Regions from separate parts of the Homo sapiens genome. Here all the other regions are linked to region 4. The links are chromatin contacts, found by Hi-C or POLR2A ChIA-PET in ENCODE. All regions are on one chromosome and are shown on one strand. Each heading gives the region's core, a stretch centred on a gene start or an enhancer-like site at or near the end of the contact. The rest is flanking DNA. Distances are from core to core; before and after follow the strand shown. Region 1 holds the start of ATG10 (autophagy related 10). Region 2 has its middle 99 kb from the start of SSBP2. Region 3 holds the start of SSBP2 (single stranded DNA binding protein 2). Region 4 holds the start of CKMT2 (creatine kinase, mitochondrial 2).

What was found. A loop is a pair of places that touch in the nucleus more often than their neighbours do. ChIA-PET counts read pairs that join two places held with the same protein, here RNA polymerase II (POLR2A). Pooled maps may share reads with other maps.
Region 1: a map of ascending aorta shows a loop between it and region 4 (2.6-fold over the local background). The contact joins the promoter of ATG10 here to the promoter of CKMT2 in region 4. A Hi-C loop is called at or near these places in 1 of 168 maps with a recorded cell type or tissue (ascending aorta) and 8 of 50 pooled maps. POLR2A ChIA-PET finds 5 or more read pairs at or near these places in 1 of 52 experiments (WTC11).
Region 2: a loop to region 4 is called in a map of ascending aorta, with 9 times the contacts of the local background. The contact joins the enhancer-like site here to the promoter of CKMT2 in region 4. A Hi-C loop is called at or near these places in 3 of 168 maps with a recorded cell type or tissue (aorta, ascending aorta and gastrocnemius medialis) and 10 of 50 pooled maps. POLR2A ChIA-PET finds 5 or more read pairs at or near these places in 1 of 52 experiments (GM10248).
Region 3: a loop to region 4 is called in a map of aorta, with 4 times the contacts of the local background. The contact joins the promoter of SSBP2 here to the promoter of CKMT2 in region 4. A Hi-C loop is called at or near these places in 1 of 168 maps with a recorded cell type or tissue (aorta) and 7 of 50 pooled maps.

Annotation. Positions count from the first base shown.
Region 1 is chr5:81,970,563-81,973,300 of GRCh38, reverse strand. It overlaps ATG10 (autophagy related 10), which reads right to left and starts at 1,278. Exons shown (of 8, transcript NM_031482.5): 1 at 995-1,278. RefSeq lists silencers at 878-1,117, 1,288-1,617 and enhancers at 632-1,187, 1,188-1,745.
Region 2 is chr5:81,848,196-81,851,150 of GRCh38, reverse strand. No RefSeq gene overlaps it. Among named protein-coding and RNA genes, the nearest start is that of SSBP2, 99 kb to the right of the region's middle. Within about 2 kb of position 1,355, at least 4 of the 41 ENCODE cell types and tissues checked have a DNase peak (open chromatin) inside an H3K27ac peak, as active enhancers do.
Region 3 is chr5:81,749,796-81,752,495 of GRCh38, reverse strand. It overlaps SSBP2 (single stranded DNA binding protein 2), which reads left to right and starts at 1,399. Exons shown (of 17, transcript NM_001256732.3): 1 at 1,399-1,515. The coding sequence starts at 1,454. RefSeq lists silencers at 498-847, 1,118-1,447, 1,618-1,667, 2,108-2,157, 2,378-2,537.
Region 4 is chr5:81,232,007-81,234,706 of GRCh38, reverse strand. It overlaps CKMT2 (creatine kinase, mitochondrial 2), which reads right to left and starts at 1,385. Exons shown (of 10, transcript NM_001099735.2): 1 at 1,330-1,385.

The sequences.
Region 1 (2,738 bases), core at 29-2,528, 740 kb before region 4:
AAAATTAGCTGAGCGTGGTGGCGGGCACCTGTAGTCCCAGCAACTCGGGAGGCTGAGGCAGGAGAATTGCTTTAACCCGAGAGGCAGAGGTTGCAGTGAGCCGAGATCGTGCCACTGCACTCCAGCCTGGGCGACAGAGCAAGACTCTGTCTCAAAAAAAAGAAAAGAAAAATGGCTAATATCCTACAAGGCACTAAAACTACAACCTTTAGGAGTACTGTATTTTTTTCTCTCCCACTCAGAAATAATTTGCATCTCCATTAATGAAAAAGATGTTAACTACAAAGCCTAGGCCCTAATCAATATCATCATGCCAAACAAAATATAGTCCCCTAGACATCTAAATCATCTTCAGGTGGGCCTGTTAGGCTCCATTTTGACTCTGAAAAAAACATGCTGTCCTTTTGCCTTATTTCCAATACTTTTGTAATTTTTACCGCCACTAAAAGTTTCTATAAATCAGTCAACTATTCCTTTATCATTCTCCGGTCCTCCCCGCCAATTCTTGATTTTATAGGTTTTTTGGGAGGTTTAAAAAAAAAAGAAAGACCTGTTGGCTCTAAATATCAAGTTATTCCTCCTGATACTTAATCTGAAACTTCAAATTAAGTTGGACTCAGCCACTGGAAGCCCCAGTAATTTAATACTGTTTCAACCAAAGATTTGCTATCAGTATGTGGATTTTAAACACAAAGTAGTTACTACCCACTTCGAGGGTGCTTTGGGTACTGGGCCAGGTGTGCTGGTGACACCGTGTGCGCGACGGGGACCGGGTCCCCGAGGAGGGAGTGTCCTCGCCCTTCCCCGCTCGCGGCGGCCAGCACAGGCCTGCAGTTACCGGCGGGGACCCGCTTCCCCGGCCTTTTGTTCAGGACTGGGCTGTTTCCCGCCTACCCGCGCGTGCCCTTCCTCCCTGTCCTAGGAGTGGGGCAAGGACCGTGTGGGAAGCAGAGCCGGGAGGAGACAACCGGCAAGGGCTGTGGGGAATACTCACCCCTCTCCGCTCGGCCCCTGACCCCGCAGCCCAGCCCGGCGAGGGCGGGGCGACGGGGCCAGGGGGAGGAGAGCTGGGGAGAGGGACCCAGCGCCCTGCGAGGCCACTGCCGCGCCGGTGACCCTACGGAACTGAATGATGGGACTGCGGGGGCCTCGAGGGCGGAGGAAGAGCCGAGCCAGCGCGCCCCGAGGCCAACCAGAAGTGGCCGTGGCCTCCTTCAGTCAGGTCCGCGGCCTCCTTCAGTCAGGTCCGCCACGGCCGAGTCGGAGCGTGCGCACTGCGCCTTCCCGCGCCGTGGGGGCCGCCTAGCGCAGGCCGGTGACGTGATCGGCCGCGCGCTCTGGGCAGGGCGGGGCTGAGACCCAGGCCGGGACTGGGAGCGGGTGGAGAGGAGGGAAGCGAGACCTCCCCGCCGCCCGCGACCACCCCCGCCAAGGCCCCGCCCCTCGCCTGGCGGGCAGCTCTCCCCCGCCAACCCCCACCTCCAACCCAACGCAGGCGGTGCCCTCCGCGGAGCACAAAGGCGGCTCGTTGACGGGGGAGCGGGTTACTAGCATCCCCCTAAGAGGTTGGGGAACCATGCCAGCATGCTTACGCTACAAAAAGTCCTGTAAACACCACAATTAAGCACAAGCACGGCTACCCCTTGAAAACTTACGGATGGAGGGAGAAGTTAGGAATTCGAATATTGACAATAGTACCATCTGTGGCACATATCCCAGAGGAGAAAAAAAAAAAACTAGCAGCAAAATTAAATTGGGGCGAAACGATGGGGATAAAGACTAGAAAAAATGTAGGAGTAACAGGGGTAATCGAACTGAAATAGCAGACATCTGAAAGAAAACTAGCATCTGCTCCTTCTAACAACAGAGTTAAATTTGTTGGAAATGAAAGGAGAAAATGCAGGCGAAGAAGTGAAAGGAAAACCTGCCTTCAAACTACATGACATAGTTTTTTGATCTTGTACTACAGTTGTGTAAGATGTCACCATTGGAGGAAACTAGGTGATAGGTACACGGGACTCTAGGTGCTGTAGTATTTTTGCAATTTCCTGTGTCTATAATTATTTCCAAATAATAAGTGTTTTTAAAAGGAGAGAATACTGATCAGTGGCGACCAGGGCAAAGGGCTGGAGGAAGGGGGTGACTGAAAAGGAGCTTGAGAGCTTCTATACCGTGATTGTGTTGGTGACTAAACCACTGTTTGACAAAACCCATAAGAGGTATAAATTTTACTGCATGTGAAATAGTTTAAAACTCAAAATGATGCGACTAATAAAAATGAACTTACACTAACATTTTTTAGCAACTATGGATATAAATTAATTGGTAGCTGCCAATTTAGATTATCCATTTAATTTTTTTAAAAGCACAAGGCAGTGTGTTCTGAATGAGAGCTTAAGTAGACCAGGTGTCTCCATCAACTTTAAGTATTTACCTTAAAAACGTATTTCACAGATGAAAACAAGAATGCGGCTGGGCGCAGTGGCTCACGCCTGTAATCCCAGCACTTTGGGAGCCCGAGGTAGGAGGATCGCTTTAGCCCAGGAGTTCAAGACCAGCTATGGGCAAGGCAGTGAGACCTCATCTCTACAAAAATTTTTCAAAATAACAATAAATTTTTAAAAAAAGAATGCATTGCTTTACATTGTACTCCATATTTTAGAAACACAGTGCACCAACCACCATGTTAATTTAAAAAAAATTTTTTTTGCACTGGAGGTGTTTTAAAGTTTCATAAT
Region 2 (2,955 bases), core at 106-2,605, 620 kb before region 4:
CCTTGGAGAGTGCTGGAGCTCCTGGTGGCTTTCTCCACACTAGGCCTGTGTCGTCTCTCCTTTCCCAATCCAACTCCTTTTCCCTTACTCAGAGGGCATATTCTAGGGGGAAGCTGCCCTGTTCTTTGTGCTGCCTTCTCCAGGTGAAGGCTGATGTTAACACTGCTCTTCCTCCCCTTAGCGTTTTAGAGCCCCTGTGAACTGCTGAGAGGCCCCTTGGGATTGTCCTCCAGAGTTTCCCTCTCCTAACTGAGCATCTCCCAGGCATCTAGCCCTCTGTCGTGGGGGTGGGTGGACGGGAACTCTATTCCTTCCACATCAGAGAGCTTAACCACTCTTCCAACCCACCCATTCTCCTTTGGGAGTGCCGGGCTCATTTGGCCTCTCTCAGATGAAATCATATGAAGACATAAAAGGCCTTCCCTCTCCACCACCAGGTTATCCTGTCACCACATCGCAATGCAGTGCCATCACAAAGTGATATTGCATCAGGCCCAAGGATATTTTAGGAAGCTCTCAAGCTGGGTCCAACAAGCCTTCCATGCAGGCATCAGGACCACACTGCCAAATTCAAGGCTGCAGAGCTGCTGGGCAGGTGTCAGTGATGTCCTCTCTAGTCTCAGCTATTCTCTTCTCTATTCTCTACTCCACCTCCCCCACCTGCATGCCTTCCACCAGGCAGGTCCACTTTCAGACTCCCCCAATACTCTCTTTGCCCAGCTCCCAGAGGCCACTACTTTTGCTTTTCCTCCTGTTTTCTTTGCAAAGTGTTCCAGCACACCTTCTGATGTATTTCCTGTTTTTCTGCCTATCATGGTCACTCACTGAAACCTTAATTAATATTTGCTCATATTAACTGTAAATCAACTAAATTACACTTGGAGCTGCAATGGCTGCAGCACACACAGTCTCCAATTTGGGTGTCTGCATGCCACAGGCCTCCCCAACTTGTTGGACTTGGGTGAACTTTTCTCATTCCCTCAGACTCTGGATCTCCCAGCTTGGTTGGCACAAGGGCAGCGGCCAAGAATCCAGGCACCACCCTCAGCAAGTGCCCCTTCTCTGAGTCCTGCTAATGCAATCCAGCAGCCAATTGACTTAAATTCCTTCCGCTTTATTGTTCTCCATCCTCAGAGAGGCCAATCTCAGCATCTAGCGGGGCTGTGAGGCAGACCTCCTCTGATCCTGGAGTTGTAATCCCCCACTGCTGGCTCCTGCAGTTTTATTACAGCCTCCTTTTTTTCTAAGATTGACAGATATAAACCTCCAGTGTGGAGGCCTGCAACAGCACCCTTAAAGGCTTCTTTGTGTAGAAATGTAACCTTAGGGCAAAGTCGGCCCAGCTCCAGGAAGGGCACATTATCCTGCTACAGGGAAGTACTGTGCTGAGACAGACCTGGAGATTTCTTCTAATGGCTGGGGACCTGGGAACCTCCCAGGGACAATACCTTCTTCCTCTAAGTAGAATATAGGCTTGTCTAATTTTACTGGGAGTGGGAATGGGGGTGGGGGACATTGAAGGGAAGGGGATGCTGGAAGAGACCTGTAATGACTGTTCAGGGAACTCCACATGCAATTGGAAGAAACAGATATCCTTTTTTTCAGGGAGCGGGTCTCTAAATGCAACCACTTATGAAGCCCCCATGAGTGGAAGCACTGTCCGAGTCAGAGGGAGTTAGCACCATTTGCTTCTCTTGGAGCTGATGCTACGGTTTCCATTCCCAAGCAGAATGGCTTTGGATCATTTAGAGGATCTGATCTCTTTAGGCAGGTGTTGGGTTAGACACATTATTCCAAAAGCAAGGGTGAAAAGGTGCAGAATCTTAATTTACCATGCAGGATTATAGTCAGATTTAAATCAGGTAGAATCATTAAGGGATTTAGAGCCAGAGTCTTTTTCCAAAGAGAAAAAGGACTGAATAATTCTCTTTCGTTGAAGTATAGTGAGGTCAGGAGTGTAGCATCTTACGCTTGGGGTTTTCTTCCTCTAGCTTTAAAAGGTTGGCTTATACTTTCAGTCAGTCAATTAGAACAGTAATAGAGTATCAAATGTATATGATTAGGCATTAACTTCCATATAGACTAGTGCAAAAACTAAGAGATGAAGGTGTGTACCTGTCATTACAAAGGGCCCCCTATGGGAACTGGGACGGCACCTTGGTTAAGGGACAAGTGAGATGCAGCTAGTTAGAAAAGATGAATTTGGAATCAGGAGAGGTAAGAAACACATGAATACAATTTCTATGGAATCTAGTTGAGATGTGGGTGTTGAGTCCTACAGCTCCAGGAGCTGGAGTTACTAGTATAGAGAGGTTAACACAATGCTTTTAGTCAAAGTTTTTGAAATACATATTCTCACAGAGTCAAGAACATGGACAGTGCAGGAAATGGAAAGGAGAAGATATCTTCAGATGGTATTTGAGATTACAGAATGTGGACAGAAATAAAAATACATATGCAATTATTTTTCCCCTTCCCTTTTCCTCCTAAATCTAGGCAGGAGTTTAACTTTGGATTGAAAGGCTCCCTGTTGTTCTTCCTCCTCTAGCTTCTCCTCTAGTTACCCCATCCACACTCCAGTTCTGGTTTTGAGCAGAACTGCAATTGTCCTTTGTACGGAATTGCATGAAATCCTGTGCTGGTTTTCTAATGTGGGAAAATGTCTACTAGGGAGGCTAAGACCACCAAACTAGTTTCATTATAACCCAAGGTACACTTAAATCCAGCCCTTCAGTGGTGGGCAACTGGCCCAGCAAAGTCTTCCTCTATAGTACTCATTAAAATGTTATTTACATTTTACAATATGGTCCCAAGCCATAAGTCGGGATTTTATCTTGGCAAATAGAAAAGAATACTCTTGTGACACCTGGGCCTGCAAAGTTTTAACTTATACGATGGACCCGTTGGTGATTTGCAAAACAAGATCACAGCATTTGAGAATGAGACCTTCATCCC
Region 3 (2,700 bases), core at 150-2,649, 520 kb before region 4:
CCTCCACGCGAATCCGATTTCCCTCTCCTCCCATAGCTACTTCTTGTCTATTCATCCTTTCCAGATGTCGCCCTGTCCCACCCCATCTGTCCCCTTCTTCCCCGTGTGAAGCCCATCTTCTTTCTAACCCCATTTGCACCCGTCTGATTTTACAGTCAAGGACTTCAATAAGATAAATGATGCAGAGTTCTACTGGGAACCAGATTGTGTGTGTTTCTGAAACTTTTGCGCGTTTACTGAAATGGGATTAGGGATTTGGATACAGAAACATTCTCGGGCAGCCTTTCAGCCCTGGCACAGCTTTGTACACCTTGGAGCGCGCTGGGGCCTATTCTAACGGGCAAGGACAGGGAAGTCTTTCAAGACCTTTTCTGGCCTTTTCCACTCCAGGGGTCAGGATGAATAGGCATCACTGACCCAAACTGTTAAACCAGGCCGGGTGGGGAAGCCTGGGGCCCTCTTCTGCGGCAGATCTGGCGGGGTGTCCAGGGCGCCGCGGGGCTCCGTGCAAGAAGGGGTTGGGGCAGGGGCCGCTGCGGCCGCAGGAGTCACCGGGCCTCCTCGGGAGGTCCGCTCACCTCTTACAGAGGAGGCCGACCCCAGGCCGGGTGCTCCCCTGGGGCGCAGGGCGCGGCCCCGGGCGCCGCCACCGCAGCGGCGCCGAGGGCCGGAGGTGCAGCCTTTCCCCAGGAGAGAAGGCGAGTCGCTGTCGGTCGCTCAGCCAGAAGGTCGAGGGAACCGCGCGGGTGTCCCTCGCCAGCCGGCCCTCTGGGAACAGGGCGGGGGCGACACCCCAGGGAGTAGGGCTGAGGACCGCAAAAATCAATCGTGGGTACCGGCGCGGGGTCACGCATAGGAGAGGAGCGGGAGAGGGGCTGGTGGGGGCCCCAGGGCGGCTGAGGCCGTGGCTCTGTCGTGGACTCGGCGGGCGCCCCGAAGTCTGGGGCCGCCACGGCTCCAGCTCCGCCGGCTCCGGCCGGAGACTCCAGGCCGCAGTTTCTCCTCCTCCCGGCGCCTTCTCTCCAGTGAGGAGCTGAGCGCGGGCGGCGCGGGGGGAGGGGTGGCGGCGGAGAGAACAGCCAGTTGTTTAAAATCCTTCTAGAGCAGTTTCTAATTCCCCCCTTGCGCCCGGGTTCGGAGGGGGGAGGGGGAAGGAGAGCGGGTGGAGGGAGGAGAGCGGAGAGGGAAGGCGGGAGGGAGGGAGTCGGGGAGGGAGGGAAGGAGGGAGGAGACTGCCGCTGAGGCTTAGCCGCCACCGCGCGCTTCGGAAGGCCAGAGGGAGGGGGAGGCCTGTCAGTCTCGCGCGTTGCCTGGGCGAAGGGGGCGGAGCTTTGGCGTGGGGCGGCCAATAGTGGGGGTGGCTGCGTGGGTCGCCATGGGGACGGGGCTGTTCCCGGGGAGGCTGTGATGGGTTGACAGGTGCGTGACAGTGGGAGCTGCTCTCGGCACAAGCATGTACGGCAAAGGCAAGAGTAACAGCAGCGCCGTCCCGTCCGACAGCCAGGCCCGGGAGAAGTAAGTGTCTCCGCTTCTCACCCACCTCCGCCTTCACACGCGCGCACACTCACGCACGCACTCGCACACTCTGGGAGACACAGACACTCTCCGCCCGGGGAGCGCCGGGGGTGGGCTGGCAGGGGGAGGGGTGCCGCGATGGGGGCGTGTGGTGCGGGGAGCTGCGCTTTCCCGGGAGGTGCGGGCGCTGGGCGGGCGGCCGCAGGGGGCTGTCGGCGGGAGGGACCGGGTGTGTTGAGGGGCGGCGGTGGTGCTGGTGGCGAGGATGGAAACTTGTTTGGGTGATTGAGGGAAATAACCCGCGGGTTCACCTTCCAAAGTAACTTTAGAGCTGGGGTCCGGGGCTCCGGGGACCTGGGGAGCCGCCGGGGGTGGCGGGAGGGGCAGCTGCGTGGAGGAAGGCGCGCAGTGGGAATGTGGGTGTTTGGCGGGCCGGCCGGGGTCGGGGCCGGGGTCGGGGCGGGCAGCGCGGGGAGCGCGGCGGCGGGGGCCTGGGCGCTGGGGCTTAGGGCCGCGAGCGCGGGGCGAGGCGAGGCGAGGGCGGCGGTGCCGGGCGCGCGGCGGGCGGAAGCCGGGCGTGGAGCGGCCGAGCGGGGCCCCGCGGGGCGCGGAGACGCGCGCGGGGCGCGGAGGGCGTGTGCGGGTTGGGCGTCCGGGCTTTCCTGGGCCAGCTACGGACGCGGCGCCCGCAGTCCCCCGCGCATCGCGGGGCTGGGGCTGGGGCTGGGGCGGGGGCGGGGGCGGGTGGGCGCCGGAGACGCCGCCGAAGTTTGGGAGTCGGAGAGGGACCGAGTTCCCGGGGAGCTAAAGTGTGTTGGCGAGGAGCGGGATCCGCTGGAGGAGGCTGGCGTTTCTGCCTCTCGCAGCGGACCCAACTCCGCGGCGGCGGCTGGCGAACTTTTTGTGAGGCTGGCAGCCCCCGAGCGGCGGGAGGGGCGGGCCCGGCGGGGCGGTGGTCGGGGGCGCGCGGAGGGGAGTTGTGGGAGCCGCCGGGGGCGCCCGAGGAGGGCAGCTGTGGCGGGGAGGGCCAGTGGTCCGAAAAGGGGTTTGTGGGAGGGGAGAAGCGTTCAGGTGGGAAGGAGCCGCTTGGTTACAGTTGTGGGGAGATACAGGTGTTAACTTCGGTGGGAGCCCAAGAGGCGGCTGGCGAGAACAGAGCCCCTCCCGGCCCGGGATGCCACTGTC
Region 4 (2,700 bases), core at 136-2,635:
ATTTCCTAATGATATGATTTGGTCATGAGGCTGGCAGAGTCCATGGGGTGCATGTGGCACTCCTGTGCTTTGCTGTGACAGTGCCTTAACCCACAGGCGTGATTAACTCCAAAGTCTGGGGTCTTTGGAAAAGGTGCCTATCAATGCAGAGGAAGTGAAGTGCTCAGACCGCCAAACAAGGCCAAGAGCCTCCCGGAAGAGCCTGCCTGTCAGGAAGTCTCTGGCCACATGCTGTGGCCATGCTCGCCTCTATGAGAGGACAGAGAGAACAGACCAAGGACACGAGTTCAGAACAGAGAAAATGTGAGAGCCGTAGACAGGAAAAGCAGCCCTTCTGGAAACAGCACACTGGTGTACCTAGCGTAACCTTGTCCTGAGGGCCACTAACTGCCCCTCACTTGACTCAGCTGACACTGTGAGGGGTCACGAGCCTGGCAACACTTTCTGGAAGGTCTAAAGGGCAGCACTGAGGAGACCTAAAGGTTTTGGTCTGTTTGTCAAATGTCACTCTTCCTCACATTCGGAGGAGAGCATTTGAAGGCAGACCACTCTAGGGGCAAGAACAGGACTGATTTTAACCCCGGGACAACCAACCAAGCAAGCAAGCTAGTGAAGAACAGGCCTCTGCCCAGGTGAAACACGTGGGGCCAATTCCATAGGTTTTTTTTTTTTTTTTTTTTTTTTTAATTAACCTCCGGTGGGAAAGGTAAGGATGGTGGGGAGGGGAGACGGTTACTTGTCTCATTATCAATGTGTTAGTATTAGTGACGGCAAAACTGAATCTCTAGCAATACTATTTGCCCGTTTAAACTGGGCCTGGCTATTGGGCTTATGAGCAAATAGCTTCTCAAAATTTTAATTTTCTAGTTAGTTCATCCCAAGTCACTGATTTACATGTCTTTTGAGACTGAGACTGCTGGGGAAAAACATTCCCAGAAATGAGTGGATTAGACTCTGTGAATTACAAGGGAAAGACACTTTAAGTTTAAAGTTGTCCCAAACTTAGCGTCAAAATACAGCCTTTAGATTTTTTTTTCCATCGAGAAAAATTCCTGATTCACTACCAAAAAGAGGCCCTGCAGGCAGCGTGCTGATTTGTTCTGCTCCTGGTGCTGAGCTGCCCCCACCTGTGTGCAGGGAGGAGGGGTCGCTTCGGCCAAGGGCGGGAGCTCTGCTGGCTTTAGCGAGTCACCATTGCCTCCTCGCAGTCAGCGTCCTAACGGGGTCCCCGTCTACAGCCCGGCATCCACTCCTCCAAGGCCCTTCACACTGGCTCTAGCCATGACCCCTCTTTGGAGGAATAAAGCAGAGTTTCACGGACTCACCGACCTTGAAGCCGGAGCCTCCCACGTCCTGCTGAGCGCACACAGCCAAGAAGTGTATGCAGGGCGAGCTGGTCGGGCCGGCCTGGAAATCCTCCCTGGCGGGGCGGGGCCAGAGGACCTCACCAATCCCAGCGTAGACCTCCGGGCGCACCGGCCCCCACAGCTGTACCCTTGAAGGCAGGCCCGTGGGCGCTGGGCCCTTTATAGCACCTGCCCTTTCTCTGAAACGTAAAAGGCGGAGCCAGTCTTGCTTCCCAGGCCTGGTCCTGGAGGCTCCTTTGCCAGGGCTCTGGATCTCAGAATGGAAGGGCCAGCAGGTGAAATTGCACATCTGTTGGGGGATTTGTTTCTCTCTTCTCTCAGGTGTACCAGCCTTGGGGCCCTGGTGAGCTCTGGAGGATGAACCCCTCAAGCCAAGGTCGGAGAGGAGGATGTCTCAAGCTGCCTGGCTCCAGCAGCTGACCGGGCCCTGAGCCAGGGGCTGGAGGGACCTCCTTCCAGCGTCTTTGTCTGGGACCTGGATCCAGGGACAATTACAGTCAGGTTTCTGTTCAAGATCAGGCCCCCTGCAGTAGATGGCTAGATCATCTCGCTTTCTGTCCACACCAGCTTAACCCACGGCAGGCCATAGCCCTGCTTAAAAATAGCCCCGCTTGGGATATCCACCGCACGCCGGGAAGGCTGCCTGTAAATAGCAATGACCCAGCAGGATTTTGGACAGCAGCCCTGCCATTTCAAGGGAGCCTGCCTAGGCATCTGGTGACCGTCACGTACTCAGCTTCTGAGGCCACGTGGACATGACCAATTGGTTCCTGTCTCTTCCTTCTCAGAGCCCAGCTCATGCTCAGAGGACTTGATGGAGCAAGGGGTGGAGCCCCAGGAATAACCTTCTACCCAGTGTGGTTCTCCTTCATTCTCTGAAGGAGTTTCCATTTCTTTTAAACACGACCCATGTTTAAAAATATCATCTATTTTACCTTTGCATGGGGTACTGACAGGGAGAGCACGTGAGGGGGCCTTTTGGCGGGATGGGAAGTTTCCTGATTGGGGTGGTTATATAAAGATTGGGACCAATCAAATTAATTTCATAATCCTTTAAGGAGTCAAGACCCACCAGCTTGCATATTCTATCATCAGGGCAGTCTCGGTTTATTCCTTCTCAAAATAGCTCTTTTCCACACACACTTGTTTCAAGTCAGTTCAGGCACCAACTGAAATAAATCCATTGACCCTGAAATAGCCCAGCTCCCAGATCCAGAAAATTATAAGGCTTTTAAAGAGCATGGAATTGTAGATTTAAAGAATGGCAGTTATAGCAAAAACCTCCTTTTCCTCCCCAATTGCCTAATCAACATTTAGGGCCCCCTCCACTCAC